Regions from separate parts of the Homo sapiens genome. Here region 2 is linked to region 1. The links are chromatin loops, found by intact Hi-C in ENCODE. Cell type or tissue: Caco-2. All regions are shown on one strand. Links, peaks and the distances in the headings refer to the core of each region. The heading gives the core; the rest is flanking DNA.

Region 1 (12,487 bases), core at 2,720-7,719:
TTTTCTAACATAGAGACTTGATGTTAGAAGACACAGCCATGCTCTTGTGGAACTTACAATCCAGGCTGGAGGCAGGGGAGAGTATAGTCTTTAAATATGCATAAGTGTAGTAGGGAAGGACGGGTTTAGTAGTAAACATGTAACTAGAAAGCCAGGCTCAGTTCTTACCTCTTAGAATCAGAACTCTTTATGAAATGTGGTTGACAGAATCTGCTATCTGGAAGATAAATGAAGGACTTTAATAAAATTGTCATTAGAATATACCTAATCTATATGGATACTTTATTGGAAATAAATAACCCTGATATATATGAATTGAGGCAATGGCTACACTAAAGAATGGAATCAGTCTCTTTGTTTAGTGACTAGCAAGGTATCAAAGTAAAGTCTCAGACAAATGGCTTTCCTAGGCTACCTTTCATCATTGTTACGCAGAAAAGGAAATCTAGAGAATCAAGTGGACTGGCCTTGGGGCCTCTGCTATGGAAATAACATTTGTTGTGCCTCCTTTCTCCTACTCTTTCTCACTTCCTCATCATTATTGAAGCATGGCACAGGGCAAGGTGTTGCATGTGAATCTGGTTATAAGTTCAGCATTTGGTGTTTGCCACTGCTATCTTAAAGGGTCACGGGCATTCCAGGGGAAGTGACCACTAAGGTGAGGACTGGAGAGTGAGTAGGAGTGAGCCAGACAAAAAAAGCGGAAAATCTAGATGATGGAAAGGACACATGCCATGCACTATCATTAGAACTTTCTATTTGAGCGCTTATATTACAATTCTGAATCGCTGATCTTAAAAACAATTACACTTCATGATCAAAAGGTGGCCTCCTTTGGCTCTGGTCTTCCACTCTGCCATTCATATTTGCCATTGGAACTCTGCTAACATGGTGAAACCCCGTCTCTACTAAAAATACAAAAATTAGCTGGGAATGGTGGTACATGCCTGCAATCCCAGCTACTTGGGAGGCTGAGGCAGGAGAATTGCTTGAACTGGGACCTGGGAAGCAGAGGTTGTAGTGAGCCAAGTTCACATCACTGTAGTCCACCCTGGGCTACAGAGTGAGACTCTGTCTCAAAAAAAAAAAAAAAAAAAAAAGAAAGAAAGAAAGAAAGAAAAAAATTGGAAGGCAGAAGGAAATGTGAGTGCAGAAGAGAAGAATGTGATGCGATGATGATGAAAGCAGAGAGATAAAACATGATGTGATTCAGAGACCCAAGCTAAGGAGTGAGGACAGCCTCTATGATCTGGAAAAGGCAAGGGAGCTGATTTACCCACATTGCCTCCAGAAAGAGCTGGCCCTGCCAACATGTCGGTTTTAGCCCCATAAATCCTATTCTGAACTTCCGACTGCCATAAATATAACACATTGTGTTGCTTTAAGTAATCATATTTATCATAATTTGTTATAATGACAAAAGAAAACTAATACATCATAGACATAAGAATCATCTTGAAAATTTAAAGTTAAGCTTTAAATTTGCAACTCAACCTAGCAACCCCTTGTGATAAAAAGCAAGTAAGAAAACCAAATTTTCACTCCTAGCCACAAAATTTAATTTAGCTGAGCATCTCAAAGCTCCTCAGAGGGTACTCAGAATAAAAAGCAATTTTTTTCATCAAAGAAGTCATCTTCATTTAAGAAAGTGTTGCTATAAAGGGTTATCTTGACACTAATGATTGGCATTGGGTGATTTTAATTCTGAGATGTCTGTCACCATAAATGAAATTATGAGACCATAGGATTGAGCTTCTAATTTTCTGTAAGAATACAGAGGAAGAGGAGGGTAAAAATGTTAAGGGTGAGCTTAAATAATACCCAGATCCTGGATAATCAGGTGTCTTTTGTGCTAATGTACATCATCATATTTGTGTTTGAATTAATGATTTTCTACTGATAAGATTTGAAATGGACAGTGGAACTAATCAACAATATTTCTTGGGGATGCATTTCCACTGATGCCAGCCACAAGGTCAAATCTTAAACCCAACATTTTTCAGTGCCTGTAGGATTTTCTCACTATTATCTGCCGCATGAGCATAAAATGGGATTTCTTTCTGAGAAAGATAACTTTCAAGATGATAACCAATTTGCGACATGTTGCCTTGGTTTCTGTGTTTGGGGACAGTATAACCCATTCTCAACTCACTGGACTGTCCCATCACAAGCCAAGAGACAAGCTGTGCCTCTGGACCCAGCACACCAAATCCTAGAAAATCCTGGATGCAGCGTTCAATATATTTAAAGCTCCTCTCATTTTTCCCAAAGGCCCAGTGTTCATTTACAAGACCTGCATGTGAAACACCTAAGAACATGTTTGAAAAGTTTCCTTCCCTATGAAGAAAAAAAAAATTACCTTTATTCAGCCAATATTATCAAACACTGAAATTCCAATAACACCATTCCTTTCCTTAAGGATCCTACAGCCTAGAGGAGGCAATAGCTGTATTACAACTACCTTTTCTATTCCTGCTTCAAAATGTTTCCAAATAATTGGTGGGGGAACACCGTGTTTTATGGTGTATTTAATAGCAGACAGATAATATGATATGTTATAGGACATCTCAAAATGTCCCGTTAAGTATCCTAAGGAAGAAAATGAACACGTCTTTAAAAGAGTGAGGATATAGACCAGAGAAGCCCTCCACGTGGCTGAATTTACTTGAAAGATGCGTGTATGAAATCATGTGCATTTTGAGTTCTACTCCACAAAATATCTAAATATACAAGATAGTAATTCGTTGAACAGATATTCCAATCAAACATATTTTACAGGAAGATGAGAACAATGCTGATCTTACATCTTCATGTGTCCCAAAGCCTGTCATCACATACCCAGAAACGCAGTTTAAGAAGCTGCAATATAGGAAAAAGAATACTAAATTTTTGGTACTAACCTTTGGGATTCTAATCCTGATTATTTTCTTTTGGAAAAGTTATGTAAGACTCAGTTTTCTTGTTTGTAAAATTATAGTAATATCCTCTGTAAATATGGAAATAGTGAAAGAGAGAAGATCTCCAGGAATTTTTGCCCCTCTCCAGGGAGGAAGACTTTTGAGAAGTTTGTCAGTTTCAGAGTCACTTCATGTTTGCCAGTGGGTGGGTAACAGAACGCTAAGTTTTCTATGGGTGATGCTTTGTTTTTGCTCACTTCCATGCCTAACCTGATCCTGGGCTTGCTTCCTGAAAGATCTCAAGTACGCTTTCCTGCACCCCTCTCCTGTGGATAGCCAAACCTAGAATGGCAAGATATAAAGATATCCATGCGTAGGCTTAGAGGAATCACCTTAGGGCAGGTACTTCATGCCAGACTTCCAGAGTTATACTACTAAATATAATTTAATCCCCATTTATCATTGTTCCCTGTGTATATGTTCCCCTTAACAATCTCATGGGAACACTGGTGGGGCAAAGCAGTATTTGAAGACTGTTAACTTTTCTGGCTAAATCAAACATATCTGTGAATGTGTGTTTAAATTCTATTTATTTTTTCAATTAGTAACAAAATTATTAAGCATAAATGGATTACTAGAGGAAAGCAAATCTCTCTTCTTTCTCTGATCTCCTATTACCCAATTACTTTCTCTAGAAGCAACCACTAATACCAATATATTTTGTACAAGTTTCCCATAAATCTATGCAATTTTAGATATGTACATACATTTGTTTATTTTCACAAATGGTAGCATACTATATACATTGTTCTATCCACCTCATGTTTTTTTACATAGCAAACTATTTTGGAAATATTTTCTAATCTGTCATGTAGAGCTGCTTCATTCTTTGTAATGGCTTCATAGTATTCTAATGTTTTAATGTACCATAATGATTTTTTCTATTTCCCCATTACTGGATGTTTAGGTTGTTTCATAAGTTATGATATCACACATTAAATTTATGAAAATCTTACCATCCAGTTTAGAAATATCATTCATTTATTATGCATAGTCTTTGACTCAACAGTTTTAATTCTGGTAATTCATCTTTCAGAAATATTTATACAACTGTTCAATAATCTATTTATGATGATATTCATTTCAGAAAGTGCCGTAAATTATGTGTACATATTGCAAAAATAAATACATAACTCATATGGAGTACTAAAAGCATACATATCAGTGTCAAAATTATTTACACCTAGCAGGGGAACCCAAGAGGACAGATTTTATTTTTCATTTTGTATGCTTATATACTTTCTATAAGCATGTAGCATTTTGTAAGATATAAATAGTTTCAGTAAACATTTTTTGATGCCACCATGATGTCCATTGCCCTCTCCGAAGGACTCTTGTGAGCTCTAAGTGAAATAATATGCATAAAGACCTTGTCTAATGAAGGCTCTGTTCATGCTCAGCACACAGTTCCTAACGTGACGCCCTTTCTTTACCCATGCAATTTTGTAGCCCATCATAATTTAGTCTCAAATTCTACACTTCCAAGTACAGCCTTTGTGGCAACTCAATAATTCTATCAAGGAATTTGGGAAGTAAAACGTAAAATCTCACTTCTTATCATCACCCATTTTAAATAACCCCATATTGTCATTACTTGCAGTCTTGTGTTTCTTTGGTAATTCCGGTATAAAGAGCATGGTTTTCATGTAATCTACCTGCACTGATTTTGAAGTTGCAACCTTTCTTATTGCTTCATCCAAGCCCTCCTGTCAACCTGGAGAGAGGAGAAAGACAGGTACTGCTTTATACCTTCCATATCAGCTAGGAATAAACCACGCATCTTTTCTTTTAACTCAGACTAGTTAGATTGGATCTGGAAAGTTTGCTCCCAGTTGATAACCTCGGAGCGTGACCTCCTCTAAGTTGTCAGGAGCTTTGGTGAAGATGTGGTAAGAGTTGGTGTAATGATCCCAGTCATTTTTTATCTCCAGATACAACAAATATCATACATAGCCCTACAATTACAAAATACTCTTGCATAGGCCTAGAATACTAGAGATTAACTTGTTTGAAACATTCTGTTTTTCTAAGATAGGTGTAGAAAATGGCCTTGCAGTCGCTCCAAGAATAACTCACTATTTATACACTGAAGATAGTGTCTTTCTTTTAGGGCACTAAAGTGAGCTGCCCTTGAGAGGGTGAGTAAATAGCTCCATTGTCTCGAATGGGAAGTGTAACCAAAATGGTGTATGTTAAGGATTTAAAAGAGAAGGTGCCTAAGGTATGGAAAAAATATAAGAAACAGGTTTGGCAAGGCTCCGGGTTTTTGGCAAGGTGACACCTGAGCTAATCCTAACCCAGGAAGGACTCTGAGGCTGGCTCAGTGATTGGCTCTTGGAGTACATGTGAATAGATAAACTTTTGGAAAGAACTAACATTCCAGAGCCAGATAGTACCTAGAATAGACAGCTTGGTCTGGCTCTACATGTCTGCCTACCCTCTGCTGATGACACTTCCACTTGAGAGTCCTCGCAGGTGAAAACACTTCTTAATCACTTTCAGCCATAGAAGTCTAGGTTGGGATGTAGTCCTATGATCAGAATTTTGATGGAATAGACTGAGTGCTTGGAATCCTAATTTTATTTACACATCCAGGGTTATTGATCACTGGATCTAAGTTCAAGCCTTATCTCACTGCCCTACCCTCTCTCCCAAACAGCCCTTCCAAAACCTGCATACGTCAACAGTGTCAACATTCTTCTCACCACTCCTCAGTTTCAGTTCCCTCATTGCCACACAGAGAATGTCTGGAGAGTGACTGCCCTGGTATTCAGTAACTATTGCTCCTACCTGGTTCTGAGGCTGAGTAATGATGATCTGGTAATCTGTCCAGGCATCTACCATCACCTCCATTTTGAATGGGTTTTTATGTTTTATGTTGAAAATGGTGCTGTATGCCTATAATGCAACAGAACAAAACAGTAGGGGATGAAGTTTTTCTCCAATGTAAAGTCTTATATGAGGCATGGGAAATAAGGACAAGAAGCCTAGGAGGACTTAGGATGGGGCCAGTGCTTCCAAGGTGGTTCATTGGGCTACTCATTGAGAGTTATGTTGCAAAAGGGACCAATAAGCATCCACAAAAATCCATGTTAACACCCGAATCATTAGGAACTGGCTTCCCTTATATTCATTCATTTTTTAAAAATTCATGCCATTTCACATTGTAATTGTGAAATGTGTGAAAAGTTCACATTGTAAATGTGTAGCAGATCTTTAATGGCTTGGTCAACACAAAATATTGGCTACAATCAATTACAGGTGGTAATATATCCTGAAAGATTAAAATTAGAAAAAAAAGGTCCAGAACCATCAGGGCCATTTGGGGCTAAAACCAGGATGGCCACCTCCTCCTCAGCCGAGTGAGTGCTGGAGGAGGGAGCCTGAAACTAGGCTCACTGTGACTCATTTGTGGCACCCATTATTGCCCAACCTGCAGTTCACTATGGTGAAGGAGCAATTCAGACTCACCCTGCAGCATCCCGTCTGGGTCAAACAGTGGCTGCTCCCTAAGGAATAGTTGGGGGCGCTACATAAAGTAGTTTAAAAACTATTGTAAAAAGGACATGTTTCACCAATGTTCTTTCCTTAGATTCTCCAGTGTTTGTAATTCATAAAAATTCCAGCCGATGGGGCATGCTGACCAACTTAAGAGCTGTCAATGCAGTAATTCAACCCCTGGGGGGCTCTCTCAACTGGGTTGCCCTCTCTGGCCATAATCCCCAAAGATTTGCCTTTAATTATAATTCATCTGAAGGATTGCTTTTTTACCGCTCCTCTGGCAAAACAGGATTTTGAAAAATTTGCTTTTACTATACCAGCCATAAATAATAAAGAACCAGCCACCAGGTTTCAGTGGAAAGTGTTGCCTCAGGGAAGGCTTAATAGTCCAACTATTTGTCAGACTTTTGTAGCTCAAGCTCTTCAACCAGTTAGAGACAAATTTTCAGACTATTATATCATTCATTATGTTGATGATATTTTGTGTGCTGCAAAAACCAGAGACAAATTAATTGGCTGTTACACATTTCTGCAAACAGAGGTTTAAAACACAGGGCTGACAATAGCATCTGATAAGATTGAGACCTCTACTCCTTTTCATTATTTCAGAGTGCAGGTAGAGGATAGGAAAATTAAACCACAAAAAATAGAAATAAGAAAAGACACATTAAAAACATTAAATGACTTTCAAAAATTGCTAGGAGATATTAATTGGATTTGGCCAACTCTAGGCATCCCTACTTATGCCATGTCAAATTTGTTCTCTGTCTTGAGAGGGGATCCAGAATTGAATAGTAAAAGAACATTAACTCCAGAGACAACTAAAGAAATTGGATTAGTTGAAGAAAAAATTCAGTGAGCACAAGTAAATAGAATACATCCCTTGGCCCAACTCCAGCTTGATTTTTGCTACTGTGCATTCTCCAACAGCCGTTATCGTTCAAAACGCAGGTCTTGTGGAGTGGTCCTTCCTTCCTCACAGTACAATTAATACTTTTACATTGTACTGGGATCAAATAGCTACATTAATTGGTCAGGCGAGATTACGAATACTAAAATTGTGTGGAAGTGACCCAGAAAAAATCATTCTTTCTTTAATCAAGAAACAGGTTAGAAAAGCCTTTATCAATTCTGCTTCATGGTAGATTGGTCTTGCTAATTTTGTGGAAATTATTGACAATCATTACCCAAAAACAAAAATCTTCCAGTTTTTAAAATTGGCTACTTGGATTTTACCTAAAATTACCAGACATAAACATTTACAGAATGCTCTGATGGTGTTTACTGATGGTTCCAGCCATGGAAAAGCAGCTTACATCAGGCCAAAAGAACGAGTCATTGAAACTCAATATTACTCAGCTCAAAGAGCAGAGTTGGTTGCTGTCATTTCAGTGTTACAAGGTTTTAATCAGCCTATTAACATTGTATCAGATTCTGCATATGTAGTACAGGCTACAAAGGATGGTGAGACAGCCCTAATCAAATATAGTATTGATGATCAGTTAAACCAGCTGTTTAATTTGTTACAAAAACACTGTAAAAAAAAGAAATTTCCCATTTTATATTACTCATATTTGAGCACATATTAATTTACCAGGGCCTTTAACTGAAGCAAATGAACAAGCTGACTAGCTAGTATCATCTGCATTCATAGAAGCATAAGAACTTCATGCCTTGACTCATGTAAATGCAACAGGATTAAAAAGTAAAATTGATATCCATAAAAACAGCCAAAAAATATTGTACAACACTGGACCCATGTCAAGTCCTAAACCTGCACACTCAGGAGGTAGGAGTTAATCCCAGAGTTCTATGTCCTAATGCATTATGGCAAATGGATGTCACACATGTACTGTCGTTTGGAAAATTGTCATTTGTCCATGTGACAGTTGATACTTATTCACATTTTGTATGGGCAACCTGCCAGACAGGAAAAAGTACTTCCCATGTTAAAAGACGTTTATTATCTTGTTTTGCTGTCATGGGAGTTCCAGGAAAAATTAAAACAGATAATGGGCCAGGATACTGTAGTAAAACATTTCAAAAATTCTTAAATCAGTGAAAAATTACACATACAACAGGAATCCCTTATAATTCCCAAGGACAGACACTAGTTGAAAGAACTAATAGAACACTCAAAGCTCAATTGGTGAAACAAAAAAAGGAAAAAGACAGTAAGAGTATAACACTTGGTGAAACAAAAAAAAAGAAAAAGACAGTAAGAGTATAACACTCCCCAGATGCAACTTAATCTAGCACTCTATACTTTAATTTTTTTAAACATTTAGAAAAATCCGACAAGTACTTCTACAGAACAACATTTTACTGATAAAAAGGACAGTTCACATAAAGGAAAACTGATTTGGTGAAAAAATAATAAAAATAAAACATGAACAACAGGAAAGGTGATAACATGGGGGAGAGGTATTGCTTGTATTTCCCTAGGAAAAAAACAGCTTCTAGTTTAGATACCTACAACTTACAGAAGAAGTTGCCATCCAGCAAGGAAGTGGAGCCACTGACCTGGGCCCAGTTCAAAAAGCTGACACAGTATACTGAAAAAGCCTGAAGAAAACAAGGGTAATGTGAACTCCAGAGAATATACTGCTTGCAGCTTTGATGACTGTATCAATGGTGGTCAGTCTCCCCATGTCTTCAGGAGCAGCTGCAACTTATTATACTTACTGGGACCATGTGCCTTTCCTGCCCTTAATTCGGGCAGTCACATGAATAGATAGTCCTACTAAAGTATATGTTAATAATAGTGCATGGGTACCAGGCCCCACAGATGATCGTTGCCCTGCCAAACCTACAAAAAGAAGGAATGATGATAAATATTTCCATTGGATATCATTATCCTCCTACTTGCCTAGGGAAGGCACCCAGATGCTTAATGCCTACAACCCAAAATTGGTTGGTAGAAGTACCTACTGTCAGTGCCACCAGTAGATATACTTATCACATGGTAAGTCGAATGTCACTCGGGCAACAAATAAATAATTTACAGTATTCTTCTTATCAAAGATCATTAAAATTTAGGCCTAAGGGGAAGGCTTGCCCCCCAAAAATTCCCAAAGAATCAAAAGACCTAAAAGTCTTAGTTTGGAAAGAATATGTGGCTGATACTGCGGTGATATTACAAAACAATGAATTTGTAACTATTACAGACTGGGACCCTCGAGGCCAATTATATTATAATTGTATGGGCCAGACTCACTCATGTTCACAAGCCCCATCCATCTGGCCCATTAATCTGGCCTATGATAGTAATTTAAAAAGCTGGACCAGGTTTATAAAAGGTGAAAATCACCCTATCCATTAAAATGGAGTAAAAAGAGAATTTCCTCACCTCGACCAAAGTTAATTAGTCCTGTTACTGGTCCTGAACATCCAGAATGATGAAAGCTTACTGTGGCCTCGCACCACATTAGAATTTGGTCTGCAAATCAAACTATAGGAACAAAAAATCGTAGGCCATATTATACTATTAACCTAAATTCCAATCTGACAATTCCTTTGCAAAGTTGTGTAAAACTCCTTTATATGCTAGTTGTAGGAAACATACTTATTAAACCAGATTCCCAAATTGTAACCTGTAAAAACTGTAGATTGCTTACTTGCATTGATTCGACTTTTGATTGGCAGCACAGTATTCTGCTGGTGAGGGCAAGAGAGGGCGTGTAGATCCCTGTGTCCATGGACTGACTGCAGGAGGCTTCCCCATCTGTCCATCTTTTAGCAGAAGTATTAAAACGATTTCTAACTAGATCCAAAGGATTCATTTTTACTTTGATTGCAGTGATTGTGGGTCCCATTGCAGTCACAGCTACTGCTGCAGCTGCTGGAATTTCTTTACACTCCTCTGTTCAAACTGCAGAATACGTAAATAATTGGCAAAAGAATTCCTCAAAATTGTGAAATTCTCAGACCCAAATAGATAAAAAATTGGCAAACCAAATTAATGATCTTAGACAAACCGTCATTTGAAAGGAAGATAGGCTCATGAGCTTGGAATATCTTTTTCAGTTACAGTGTGACTAAAATACATCAGATTTTTGCATTATACCCCAAGCCTATAATGAGTCTGAGCATCACTGAGACATAGTTAGATGCCATCTACAAGGAAGAGAAGATAATCTTACTTTAAATATTTCAAAATTTCAAAAACAAATTTTTAAGACAACAAAAGCCCATTTAAATTTGGTGCCAAAAACTGAGGCAATTGTAAAAGCTGCTGATGGCCTCACAAAGCTTAACCCCGTCACTTAGGTTAAAACCATCAGAAGTTCCACTATTGTAAATTTCATATTAATCCTTGTATGTCTGTTCTGTCTCTTGTTAGTCTACAGGTGTATCCAACAGCTCCAAAGAGGCAGCAACCAGCGAGAACGGGCCATAATGACGATGGCAGTTTTGTCAAAAAGAAAAGGGGGATATGTAGGGAAAAGAAAGAGATATCAGACTGTTACTGTATCTTTGTAGAAAAGGAAGACATAAGAAACTCCATTTTGACCTGTACCGTGAACAATTGTTTTGCCTTGAGATGCTGTTAGTCTGTAACTTTAGCCCCAACCTTGAGCTCACAGAAACATGTGTTGTATGGAATCAAGGTTTAAGGGATCCAGGGCTGTACAAGATGTGCCTTGTTAACAATATGTTTACAGGCAGTATGCTGGGTAAAAGTCATCACCATTCTCCATTCTCTAGGAAGCAGGGGCACAATGCACTGCTGAAAGCCGCAGGGACCTCTGCCCAGGAAAGCCGGGTATTGTCCAAGGTTCTCCCCACGTGATAGCCTGAGATATGGCCTCGTGGAATGGGAAAGACTGGACCATCCCCCAGCCCGACATACGTGAAGAGTCTGTGCAGAAGAAGGATTCATAGAGGAAGGCCTCTTGCAGTTGAGATAAGAGGAAGGCCTCTGTCCCCTGCCTGCCCCTGGGAACTGAATGTCTCGGTATAAAACCCGATTGTACATTTGTTCTATTCTGAGATAGGAGAAAAACTCCCCTGTGTCGGGAGGTGAGACATGCTGGCAGCAATGCTGCTCTATTACTCTTTACTCCACTGAGATGTCTGGGTGGAGAGAAGCATACATGTGGCCCACGTGCACATCCAGGCATAGTACCTTCCCTTGAACTTATTTGTGACACAGATTTCTTTGCTAACATGTTTTCTTGCTGACCTTCTCCCCACTATCACCCTGTTCTCCTGCCACATTCCCCTTGCTGAGATAGTGAAAATAGTAATCAATAAATACTGAGGGAACTCAGAGACCGGTGCTGGTTCGGGTCCTCAGTATGCTGAGCACCGGCCCCCCGGGCCCACTTTTCTTTCTCTGTACTTTGTCTCTGTGTCTTATTTCTTTTCTCAGTCTCTTATCCTACCTGATGAGAAATACCCACAGGTGTGGAGGGGCTGGCCTCCTTCATAAGTATATAGCCAAAATCAATACAAATGGAAGCAAAGTGGTTAACAACATGGGCTTTGGAATCAAACAAACCAAAATTCCACCCCTGGCTCCTCTTCTGGCTATCTGGGTCACCTTAGGTAGGTCAAATTATTTGAGCCTCTCTGCCTCAGTTGCATTATCTATAAAATGGGGATAGTAATATCTACATTGTAGGTTGTCATGAGGATTTCCTTGCCAGAAAAGGTGTGTGAAGTGTTTAGCATGGTGGTAATTTGTGTATATACAAGGTTCTGAAGGAAATTTTAAAAACCTTTAAATCCAGTGAAGGTGACCATTCCACTGGACAGAAACATAAATGAAGAAAACTGCAGCTTCAAAGATGGACTATATGTAAGTTGCTTGAATAAACCTATTGGCACAAAATAGACATTTTGAGGCAAACCACAGATCTAGAACAAGCTCATCTGTTTCTGTCACTGTCTAAGATCATGGGTGCAGTAACAAAATGGCACAGAAATCTGCGCATTCTGCAGACTTTGGTAGCATATTTCCCCAGAGGAGAGTAATCTCCTTGGTAAGTGATATTATGTCTTGCTCTTTATTGTGACTCAAGCAT
Region 2 (12,487 bases), core at 2,709-7,708, 54 kb before region 1:
CTTCACTGGATTACCTATCAAGGCTAACAAAGTTCAGCCATGTGAACATGTTTGCAGACTGATGAGTTTCTATTTCAATAGCTAGAGTTCCAAGGTAAAAGCTATTGGATCTTTGGGTGTATGTATGTCTAGATGTGTCTTTGGGTGTATGTATGTCTAGATGTGTTAATGTGTAGGCATATGTATTACGTTAAATGTTGTGACTACCCAATTGGATTATAAATAAAAGAGTGCTCATAGATTAAGTAAACAAGTCCAAAGTATTTTTCATGTTCATGCTACTTAAGTAAATCTTTAGCAAGCTAGCATTAAAATTTTGTAAAATAAAACTAGAAATGTCATCATAGTTGTCAGCATACATTTTTGTCTGGGTTTTGTATTTGTTTCTGCTAGATATTTTGAGGTATGAGAGTTTGGCACAGAAGTTTATAAAGTTGTCACCAGGAGTTGGAGATAAGCCTGGGAAACAGAGACCCCCTCCCCCATCTCTATAAAATAAAAATTAAACAATTAGCCAAGCACAGTGATTCATGCTTGTAGTTCCAGCTACTCAGGAGACTGAGATTGGAGGATTGCTTGAGCCTGAATGATCAAGGCTTCAGTGAGTCTTGATTCAGCCACTGCACTCCAACCTAGGTGAAAGAGCGAGACCCTGTCAAAAAGACAAATAGAGGCAGAGAATGACAATGGGGCACAGAAGCATTGCAGGGAGACTAGGGGAGGAGTAGTAATTTTTTTTATTATTATTACACTTTAAGTTTTAGGGTACATGTGCACAATGTGCAGGTTAGTTACATATGTATACATGTGCCATGCTGGTGTGCTGCACCCATTAACTCGTCATTTAGCATTAGGTATATCTCCTAATGCTATCCCTCCCCCCTCCCCCCACCCCACAACAGTCCCCAGAGTGTGATGTTCCCCTTCCTGTGTCCACGTGTTCTCATTGTTCAATTCCCATCTATGAGTGAGAACATGCGGTGTTTGGTTTTTTGTCCTTGTGATAGTTTACTGAGAATGATGATTTCTAGTTTCATCCATGTCCCTACAAAGGACATGAACTCGTCATTTTTTATGGCTGCATAGTATTCCATGGTGTATATATGTGCCACATTTTCTTAATCCAGTCTATCATTTCTGGACATTTGGGTTGGTTCCAAGTCTTTGCTATTGTGAATAGTGCCGCAATAAACATACGTGTGCATGTGTCTTTATAGCAGCATGATTTATAGCCATCCCATTACTGGGTATATACCCAAAGGGGAGGAGTAGTAATTTTTAATAGGATGGCCAAAGGAGGCCTTATTGAGCAGGTGGCTTTTAGGTGAAGACTTAAAGAAGGTAATAGAGTTTTTATAGGTCTAATAAGAAAACAGAATGCAGGCAGAAGAAAAAGAACAGCCAAGTGCCTGAAGCAGAGAGGCCAAAGAGAGTGAGGTCTAGGACCTGACTGGACAGATGTCAGGGAGGTGACTGGAGTCTAACTTAGAGAACTGTTATAAACAATTTGTACCTCTTTCTCTAAATGAGATTGGGAGTTGCTGCAGGAGTTGCACAAAGACATGACAAAATCTGGCTTTTGTTTTAAAAGGAGCATCCTCATTTGTTATTGACGGAAGACTAAAGGCATTCTCCATCCAGAAAAGACTGCTAAGAACTGTGAAGCATATAAAAGTTTACCCTACTTGGGGCAATGTTTCATGAATGCTGACAGATAACACAAGCTTTCTGGGTCAAAGACAGAGTTTTATGACTCATTCAACAGGGAGAATGATTTTTGTGTTTGTGTCAGTCATCCTTGCTCCACAAGTCCTACAGAGGAAATACAGAAAGGCAGATTAATGTTGCAAGTGCAACAGATGTGTGTTGAAGCCAAGGAACCCTGAATTTAGGTCACCTGGATGTTTTATAATGAACTGCAAGCAAACCTGTCTGAACTTTGCTCCAGAGGGGGACATTATCTTTCTTATACTGATCAGTAAGCAGACCTACCCTCTGCTTCAGAAGAAAGCAATATCTCTAGCTTCCAAGCTGTCCTCTTTAGAAACATCCTTGAAAAGATAGTCAGGAGAAAAGGCTGTCAATGTCTCTGCTCATAAGACATACAGAAATGTGAGAGGCCATGAAGAATTTTCTCCCAGCCAGAATTAGCAGGATGTCATAATGGATTGGATGTAAAGTGGGAGGGGAAAAGATACTTAAGAATAACTCCAAGAATTTTTCTTTGAACAGGTGAAGAAATGGAGTTGCCATCAACTAAGTTGAGAAAGACTACAGGTGAAGTAGGCTGGGTGGAGAGGGTGGATAAGAAGATTGATTTGAGACATAATGAGTTTGAGATGGCTATTGGAAGGAATCCAAGAGATGTCAAACAGGCCGTTAGATACATATGCCTTGAGTTTGGAAAAAATTTGAGTAGTAATTTAAATGTATTAGTCATTGGCAGGTAGATTGATTTTAAAGCTATGGGACCAGATGGGATCACCGGGAACTCTGAAGTGATCCAAAATTAAGAAACTGGGGAGGAAAGAAGGGTCCACAGAGGAGACTGAGAAAAAGTAGTCAGTAAAGTTAAAGAAAAAACAAGAGAGTGTGTTGTCTTGGAAACCAAGTCCATTAAAGGATGATCTATTAAGATGAGAAGCAATAATTGACCACTGGATTTAATAACACAGAGATCCCTGATGGTTTTAAAAAGTGTTTCAGTAGAATGGTAGCAGCAAAAACCCAATTAGATGAGGTTAGGAGGGGGATTGGAGATAGCATGTATAGACAATCCTTTCAATAAATTTTGCTACAAACTGTTGAAACAAACTAATTACAGCCTGAGAAGGACTCTGTACTTCTTCATTTGAGTCCTTGTGGGTAAACTGTAACGTAGCTTAATCATCAGACAAAATTGAAAACCTAATTTAGTAGTGTGCACCTGTAACAATACTCCAGTGTTGGCCAATCCCAGCAGCCATACTTCAACTACTCATAGACTGCTGAATGTTCAAACTGTGTTCAAATAAGGCAAGCGCCCAGTTGTAACCAATCTCTTTGTTTCTGTACCTGATTTCTGGTTCCTGTACATCACTTTACCTTTTTTGTCTATAAATTCATTTTGACCACGAGGCACCCCCGGAGCCTCGGTGAATCTGCTGTGATTTTGTAGGCTGCCGGATTCACAAATTGTTTGTTGCTTAATGAAACTCCTTTAAGTTTAATTCAGCTGAAGTTTTTCTTTTATCAGATGGTGTCACAAGAAGGATCTGAAGTGGAGCTTCTAGTATCCCCAGGAGCGCGAAGTGAACACGGAAGGTACCTGCAGGATCCAATTGTGTCCATTGATCTCTCAGAGTGGCTGAGGATAATAGGTAAGCTCCCTCTCGCATTTTGGAGCTTCACACGTTGGTGTTTTGAGCTCTCTGAGTTGCTTGGAGCAAATTTCTGATCCAAACTGGGTTTGGAGTCACAACAGGAAACAGACTGGGTCTAGGAACAGATTTGATCTTGGAATTAACTGGCCTGGATCCAGTTAGAGGCCTCTTACATCTCACTGGGTCAGAAAGGAACTGGTAGTAAGCAGTAATGTTGCAGGAGTTATAAAATTTGGCTTTTGAAAATTCACAGGGATTTTTGTGTTCTACCCCTTTGTTTCTTTTCTTTTCTTTTTTTTTTTTGTGCGCCTAGGTAGGAAAAAAATCACTGGCTAAGTTCATCAAGAGAACCTAAGAATAAAGACAATATTTTAGATAAAAATGGGATCCTTAATTTCTGTAAAACTGAGTTCCTTCTGGCTTATACATTAGGACTGTATACCAAGTCTTACAGAAATGGCAAAACATTACTAAAGATACTTAGAGTGGAACATTCCAAATGAACAACAATGCCAATGCATTTAAACAACAATGCCAAGTACATTTATAAATGAGGGCTCTCAGTAAAGTCTCTTTGACTAAAAACAGTTTTGGCACTATTGGATGTCAACTGCTATTCTTTTTGGAATAATCTGCCTTGCACTCTTTGTTGACTGCTGTGGGTGACAGGATGAGGCATGTACAGAATTGTGGTGAATGGGGAGCTTTTTCCTTCTCCCTACAAATAAAGAAACTTGATAGCTGATGGGACTGTGGGGAAAAAAGAAAAAAATATATAGCATTTATTCTGTTTTCATAATTCTCATATTTAACTATGGTTCCATTGCCTTCCATGTTTTTTTCAATCTTGCATAAAAATAAAAACATCTCAATGGTACAAACTAAAATTCTCAAATAAGAAATAAATCACACATACTTTCACCACCCAAAAACAATTTTCATGTTTATTTATTCCCTTCAAGTCCTTGTCCACATGCAAACATAATTTGGGTACATATGTAAAAGTTATATATTTTGATATTTTTACCCATTATTCATTATAATTGCTTTTCTGTAGTCTTCACAGTGACCACTGACTGTGTGCTACTCATATTTACAGACTGTCATTCACAAATTTATAATTTCTCTTTAGTGGACATTAAACTTATTTTCCATATATTATGAAAAATTATTTTAGTTAAGGAATGAAATTCTGATACATAATACAACAGATGTGAACCTTGAAAACATTATGCTAAGTGAAATAAGCCAGACCCAAATGGACCAATATCATCGGATTCCATGATATATGAAGTACCCAGAATAGGCAAATTCCTAGAGAAATAAAGTAAAAGTTATTTTATATACATATATAAAATATATATATTATATATAGGGGTATATATATATATACCCCTAGCCAGGGGCTAGGGAGAGAGGGAATGAGTAATTGTGATTTCATGGGTATAGTTGCCATTTAGGATGACAAAAAGGCTCTGGAAATGGATAAGCACCATGAATGTATACAATACCGCTGCATTGTACGCTTAAAAATGGTTAAACGGTTAGTTTTGTGTTATGTGTCCTTTACAACGATTTTTTTAAAGAAGGTGGGGAGGGGTCTCCCCAGGTTTTTAGCAGCTTCCTGATTTAGAAAAGAAATGTTGATGGTAGGAATACAGGTAGAGAACACTTTTATTTGGGTAGATGTTAGAAGCTGAGGCCAGGGTGGGGTCACAAGAGCAATATTAAGTATGAGGAGAGGCCCTCAACAAAGGTCATTGCAAGGGGATGGAGTAGGGAATGCACAGGAGGGGTATTTTGGACAAAGATTGGCAGCTGATAGGTGTGGGGATTGTTCTCATGTATCAGCCCAGGATATAATGTTCCCAGGGCAAATGGAACACAAGTTTTTTTGCGGGGAGTGATATAGCATGGTAGATCTTGAATTAAAACTTTTAAAATCTTGACCAAAAGCTCAAAGGAGAAGACAATAGTGAAACACATGGGTATGGGCAATTTTAGTTAAATCAGGTGAGAAACAGAGCAAAGAAAGCACTTGGAGATGGGGGGAAGAAAAAGACCATTTTTTTTTTGACAGCTACAAGAACAGCAGAGTCAGACAGGGGATAGGCTCATGTCAGAGATCCAGTTTTATTTACTAAAAGTTCCTTGGGTATTCAAACATTCTGAAATTATGAGATCTTGCAAAAGGATGCCTTTGTTTAAACATTGCTTCATCTAGCTACAGAACATAGTTTAACTTTGAGGCCTTTGACCCCAGACAAGATAAAATATGTTTCACCTTGCCTATTACTTAACACATATTTGTTAACTATTTTAACTTCATGGATAAAAAATTTCAAAAATCTGTGTTAACTGATTTGCAAATGATTGTTTCAAATATCTGATTCGTGGGTTCCTTCTCTTACATTAATTTTGTTGTAAGTTCTTCACATTTTTAATTATTTTTACATCATTGAATATAATTGCTAAATCTCTATATGACATGTTGATTAATATGAAGTCAATTAAAAAAACTAACATATATTAAAACTTGTTCTTACTTTATTCCAGGCATAATGCTATGCATTTTATACATATTACATTGTGTAATCTCAATCCTTTGGAAAACATGCATTCTAATTTCCAGTTCCAAAGTTGTGAGAAAACACTTTGAGGTTCTGATTGGTTAAGCAACTTAACAAAGAAGTATGAGATGGAACTAAAATTTGAAATCAGCCTAAGCTTTGAACCTATCAGTTGTGATGATCACCTTCTCCAAGTTATTGTTAAATTATTGGCACATTTCTAAGAATTCTGAATGATATTTCAACAAAAGTTTACAGATATGTGTTAAAATTTTTCTATCTGTTTTTAATTTTTGTAATGAAACTGGGATAAGTTCCAAAATGGCCGTAGGTTTGAAATATTTGGCCCTGAGAAACTAAAGAAAATCTATGCCTACTCCTGCTCCAAGTTTTTTAGTCATACCTGTTCTTAGAGGGCTGATATTTTCTATTGCAGATGAAAGAAGAATTCTCAGGCATATAATGACCAAAATACAGGAAAAAACTTATGATGGTAGTGGTGGAGTGTTCTGTTACAGGCATTTGGGAAGCTCACAGAACTCTTAATATTCACTTTTAATTCTTTCCACAAGGGAGGAAGGGCATGGGTTTTGGAGACAGTCATATATGGTTTCAAAATCTGACTCTGGCATTTATCTCTAAGAACTTGAGAAATTTACTTAGTCCCTCTGAGATTTGGTGTATTCAGAATGAATATGATACTAACAGTACCTACATCACGAGTGTTACTTGAATGGAGATGTATAAAGTGCATTTTAAATTCATTTGTTTCCTTAACATTTTCCCTTCATTTCTTATCTTTTCAGAGTTTCTTCTTCAAGGTCTCAAGGTCTGAAGCATCCCACAGAATGATCCTACTGAATAACTCCCATAAGCTGCTGGCCCTATACAAATCCTTGGCCAGGAGCATCCCTGAGTCCCTGAAGGTCAGGGAACAGTGGGAGGTCAGGGTATGGGAGTAGGGGTGTTGAGGATGAGAAAATAGCAGGCTTGTGATTCTAGTCCTTCCTGACTGTTTGCAGAGGGTTGGAGCTGGGAAACAGGATGGGACTGGGGGCACAGGCTGCATATCAAGAGCTGCTGCTTCTCTTTGGGAAGAGGCAGCTAGGTCCACTCTGCAGGTTTTGCCACTCATTTGGAGAGGCAGTGGAGCATGGTGGCTACGAACATGGTTTGGAGCCTGTCTGAATGGATATGCATTCCAAGGCTGCCATTTTCTAGTCAGATGGCTTTGTGGATGTTTCTTTCCCTTTCTCTGACTTTACGTTTGGTTTTTCCATCAATGAGATGGGAATAACGTTAGCACCTACCGCTTAAAGTTGCTATGGACACTGAATAAATCTATACAATATAAATGCTAAGAGCATTGCCAAGTGCCCAGCTAGTACACAGTAGCTCTTTGGTATCACAAGGACAGTCCTACCTGTGAGTTCTGCCTGCTTGCTGGTAACTTCACGTCCATCAGTATGGTCCTCTCCAGGACCATACTGCTCATCTCACCATCACTGACTTGGTCTCAGTACCTTCTCTTAATCTCCATTTTTCTCTTCCTCTTCACAACCAGATCCTCATCTCTGGGGATCTCAACCTCTCCTGGTCCCTTTCATCCCTCCTTCAGGTGTATGGCTCTGTGTATCACATCAATCACGGGAACCCCTTCAACATGGAGGTGCTGGTGGATTCCTGGCCTGAATATCAGATGGTTATTATCCGGCCTCAAAAGCAGGTAGGCACACAGACAGGGACTGGTGGAGCCAGGCAGGTCCACAGGGCCTGAGGAACTGACCAGTTCAGACACCATGGCTGCTTTTATAGGGTGAAAGGAAACGTGAGTATTTTAAAACACTCCTTCAGTACTGGGCACCTTGCATGAGTGCCACGTGTTCCCACCCTTCGTGTAAAGCATAGGACCCTTCTGGGAAAGGGGGTGGAGGAGGAAAGGGAGGAAAAGGACAAGGCTGACACTCACAGATTAAGGGCCCTATGAGGTGGCAGGGGTCACCTGCAGGGGCTGAAAGGAGGCCAATTTACAGGGAAAGTTGGGTGTCTGAGATATTAGAACAGTGGCTTAGAAACAGAAACCAAGGCATAAGTCTACCAGTAAAATTACCTCTCAGGGCCAGGCATGGTGTCTTCTACCTGTAATCCCAGCATTTTGGGAGGCCAAGGCAGGAGGATCACTTGAGTCCAGGAGTTTGAGACCAGCCTGTACAACATAGTGAGACCTCATCTCTACAGAAAATAAACAAAATTAGCAGGGCATGGTGGTGCATGTTTATACTCCTAGCTACTCAGGAGGCTGAGGTGGGAGGATGGCTTGAGCCCCAGAAGGTCGAGGTTGCATTGAGCCAAGATCACACCACTGTACTGAAGCCTGGGCAACAGAGTGAGACCCTGTTGTTTTTGTTTTGTTTTTCAAAAAAAAAAGTTACTTCTTAGGAACCAGGGAAGGGACTCATAATTACTGTGTGTCAACTGTGTGGAAGCACTTCTCTCGTTAGTGAATGTTATCATCAGAACAATCTTATGAAGTGAGCATTAATATCTCCAATTTACAGATAAGGAAACAACATTGAGAAATATTAAGTCATGTAGCGGCTGGATTCCTGATGTTAAAGCATTGCCCAGTCTGAATTCAAGTGCAGTGGACTCTACCACTTTTACTAGCTATATAACCATAGGCACTTCTGTGAGTTTCATCATCCGTTAAAATGGGGAAAATAAGAGGATCTTCTTCAGAGGATTACACAAGGTTTAAATGAGATACTGTATGTTAAACACTTAGTACATAGCACATAACTGTAAATAGTGTTTACAATAATTAGCCATTATTGGCTGAGGACACACAAGGAATAAATGATGGAGCTGAAATGGTAATACAAACCTAGGTGTATTTTTTTCCTAAATACTTCCCCTTTGTGTTTGTGTGTTTCATACACATCTGGTTAGTAAACTGAAGCCTCATTGCCAGCCCAACTTCATGTAGGTGTAAACGCTGAGCCCCCAAATAATAATAAGCCACACCAGGTCAAGACTAGTTTGCAAACTGGGTCAGGATTCGGATGCAGAAAGTGACAAAGTGACCCTAGCTTGAGGAACAAAGGGGTAAAGGGGATGGGAACCAGGCTGAGCCTAACACCTTCCTCAGGGATGTTCTTTTGATCTCCTGGCTTCCTGACAATTTGGGATCAAAGATTAATGTTTAGTTTATTTAATCAATGGTCCAATTTCTTCAAAGTGTGGTATGCTAGATAACTGTAGGAAGTCAAATAGTTCCTTTTACTTCAGTAACTTTGTAGTTATTATATGTATTTTAGCAACGTAACTATAGCATCAAGCCATACCTTCATGTATGCATTGCTTTGAACAAAGTTAGTTTTTACAGTGAGTCAATAAACAAAAATATGAAAATATAAAAGTCCCACACCACACATATAAGACCAAAAAAAAAACAAAAAGGAAAGAATGAAATACGCTGCAATTTACTTGGAAGTGCATTCACCTAGTCTGATTCCATAGCATACCATGTTTCTTTCAGTATTGAAAGTCAATCTGATTTTGAATAAGAGCTTTTCAGGGTGGGATGCAGGAGAATTTATCTAGAAAAAAATTAATTTTTTCATTGTTGATTTTTAATCACAAAGATAATCTATGTTGATTATACAAGTAAAAAAATCCAACATGATTTTAAAAAGTTAATAACCTCTTACCTCCCCTCCCCTCCTCTCCTCCTTTCCTACCCCTTGGTTGTAATCAGTGTCCTTGCCCATATTAATACACAGAAGGAATCCCAGCACTTTGGGAGGCCGAGGCAGGCGGATCACGAGGTCAGGAGATCGAGACCACGGTGAAACCCTGTCTCTACTAAAAATACAAAAAAAAAAAAAAAAAAAAAAAAAAAATTAGCCGGGCGTGGTGGCGGGCGCCTGTAGTCCCAACTACTTGGGAGGCTGAGGCCGGAGAATGGCGTGAAACCGGGAGGCGGAGCTTGCAGTGAGCTGAGATCCCGCCGCTGCACTCCAGCCTTGGGCGACGGAGCGAGACTCCGTCTAAAAAAAAAAAAACAAAAAAATAAACAGAGGGATATTCACTGATGATCTCTTTTGTCATCACTCTTAATTTGCCTTTAACATATGGACATCACTTTGGGTGAATCAATACAGCACTAAAGTATTCGTTTTAATAACTGCGGCATTTCATAGAGTCAATGCAATGCTATTTAGTCAATCATTCTCCTGCTGTTGGGTTCAAACTGTTCATACTTCTTTGCCACTACAAACAAGCTTCAATAAACATCTTCATATACATATCTTTATATCCTGGAAATTTTTCTCAGTACAACTGATTTCCAAAAGGAATATCTGCAAGTTACAGTTTATCTTATTCTAAGCAGGCAATGCCAAATTACCTTCCCAAAGGATTCCACAATTTTATTTTTATTAGCAATGTATGGAAGAATTGTTTCCCCACATTCTCACGAGCACTGAATATTATCCCTCTTTTAATTTATCCCAAACTGGTGGGTGAAAAATGGCATCTTATTGTGGATTTAATTTGCATTTCCCTGACTAGCGATATTGAACATATTATATTTTCATGTTTCTCGGTCATTTGGTGTTTACTTTTGACCTGTTTATATTCTTTGACCACTTTTACACTGGGGTTTTGTGTCATTCTTAAAATTTTGTAAGTGTTTTGGAAACTAGGGATACTAAAAAAAGGTGTATGCTACAAATTTGTTGCCCAATTTATAATTATTTTCTATTTTATTGATGGAGATTTTGACATTAAGAAATTTTTTATTTTCATGTAATCAAATATATTATCTTTTTCACTATGACTTCTGAGGTTTTGGGTTTTTTTAGTTAATAATTAGGAAGATTTTTGCTACTCGAAGATCATACAACTGTTTTCTCATTTTGTCTTACAGTGAGTTAATTGTTACTTTTGACATTGCAAACTTCATTCTATTTGGAATATATTTTTGAATAGCATGAATTAACATTCTTTTATATTAATCTTCCTTATGGCTGGCTAATTATGTTAGTACCATTTCTTAAATAAGTCATTCCCTACTGAAATATAAATGTCTATTTTGTCGTATAACATGTTATATATTTTTGTATCTGTTTCTGTATTTTTTCTAGTCTTTTCTCATGCTATTTCATTGTTTCTGTGGTAAATTTTAATATCTAATAAAGCAAATCACCCTTCACCAATCTTTTTTTACTTTCCTATTTCTTATAAACTTAATAGCTATATGAACATAAACTAATTCTTCCAGTTCCCCACCAACTATCCCAAATAACTATTCGAGTTGTGATTGGTATTGGAGGACCATTTTTCGACAATTTTGGAAGAATTAATATTTTTGTGACACTAAATTTTTTCATCAAGAAATATGGTCTTTTTCTCACTTTTTTTCAGTTTGCATTCTATGCCATCTGGTAAAATGTTAGTGTTTTCCTGTGATAAACTAAGTGATTTTTCCATTAAGTTTACCCTTAGGTATTTTATACTATTTGTTAAGATTATTAAATTATTTTCCTGTTATATTTCTGAGCATTATTATTTTGTTATTGCTTTGTGTTTGTAGTCTTGATTTCCAAATATGTCCCACTGTTGTTTAAAATCCTGTTTGTGTGGGGCATTATTTGTTTTGTTTTTTTGTCGAAGTCTCTTGGATTTTCTAAATGTGTAATACTGTAATCTACAAACAAAGTAATTTGCTGCTGCTTTGCCAGTATTTGTATGGGTTTTTAGTTTCTTGCATTATTGCATAATATGCAACCTAAGGAAACAATTCCAACTAATAATAGTTCTATACTTGTCTCATCCCTGATTTTAAATAGCTATAAAAGCTTACATTTGGAATTACATTTGATTCTGTATTTGCAGGTTTAGAGCATTTTCCTGTTGCTCCTACTTTCATAGAACTTATATTTAGAATGGAGGGTAAATTTTATGTTATTTAATTTTTGTCTTTTCTATTTGGCAATTTATACACTCATGTAATTTTTTTCTCCTCTAATTTATTACACTAAAAGACCTTCCAATCAAAGCCATCCTGGCCTTTCTAAAACCAACTGTTCATATTCACATTTTTTGTATATGCTACTGAATATTTTATTCATAATTTTTGTATCTGCATGCATAAGGGAATGTTGTCATAACTCTCTTTTTGTTATTTCCTTACCAGATTTGGCATTAGGATCTTTTCATCTGTTACCAAAGTCTACTATTAAAATCATGTGTTTGTTTTTGGCTTATGTAGAATTTAAATGTAAAATAATCTGATTTTGGCTACATTTTATTTTTTAATTTCAACATTCTTTTTAAATACGGGGGTACATGTGCAGATTTGTTACATGGGAAGATTGCATGATGCTGATTCTTGGAGTATGGACAGATTCCATCATCCTGGTAGTGAGCATAGTACCCAATAGGTAGTTTTCTAACCCAGCCCCTTTTACTCCACCCTCTGGTAGTCCACACTGTCTATTGTTCCTACATTTATGCCCATGTGTGGTCAATGCTTAGCTCCCAGTTATGAGT

What was found. A loop is a pair of places that touch in the nucleus more often than their neighbours do. Peaks named below come from ENCODE experiments on the same cell type or tissue, not always from the same donor. Only the 100,000 strongest peaks of a DNase experiment are listed, where the experiment ranks them.
Region 2: a loop joins it to region 1, with 4 times the contacts of the local background. A loop is called at or near these places in 1 of 110 quality-filtered maps.

Annotation. Positions count from the first base shown.
Region 1 is chr11:58,993,835-59,006,321 of GRCh38, forward strand. GLYATL1-AS1 (GLYATL1 antisense RNA 1) reads right to left here. Exons shown (of 6, transcript NR_033853.2): 4 at 169-217. It also overlaps the pseudogene GLYATL1P1 and the pseudogene LOC100287485. Among named protein-coding and RNA genes, the nearest start is that of GLYATL1-AS1, 58 kb to the right of the region's middle. In Caco-2, for the core only: no CTCF peak of the experiment used is centred there; DNase peaks (open chromatin) are centred at 4,797, 5,257 and 5,667.
Region 2 is chr11:58,940,308-58,952,794 of GRCh38, forward strand. It overlaps GLYATL1 (glycine-N-acyltransferase like 1), which reads left to right. Exons shown (of 7, transcript NM_001389712.2): 2 at 3,236-3,359; 3 at 6,739-6,858; 4 at 7,551-7,658. The coding sequence starts at 6,781. The region is part of intron 5 of GLYATL1-AS1 (GLYATL1 antisense RNA 1); the gene reads right to left. Among named protein-coding and RNA genes, the nearest start is that of GLYATL1, 7.1 kb to the left of the region's middle. In Caco-2, for the core only: no CTCF peak of the experiment used is centred there; no DNase peak of the experiment used is centred there.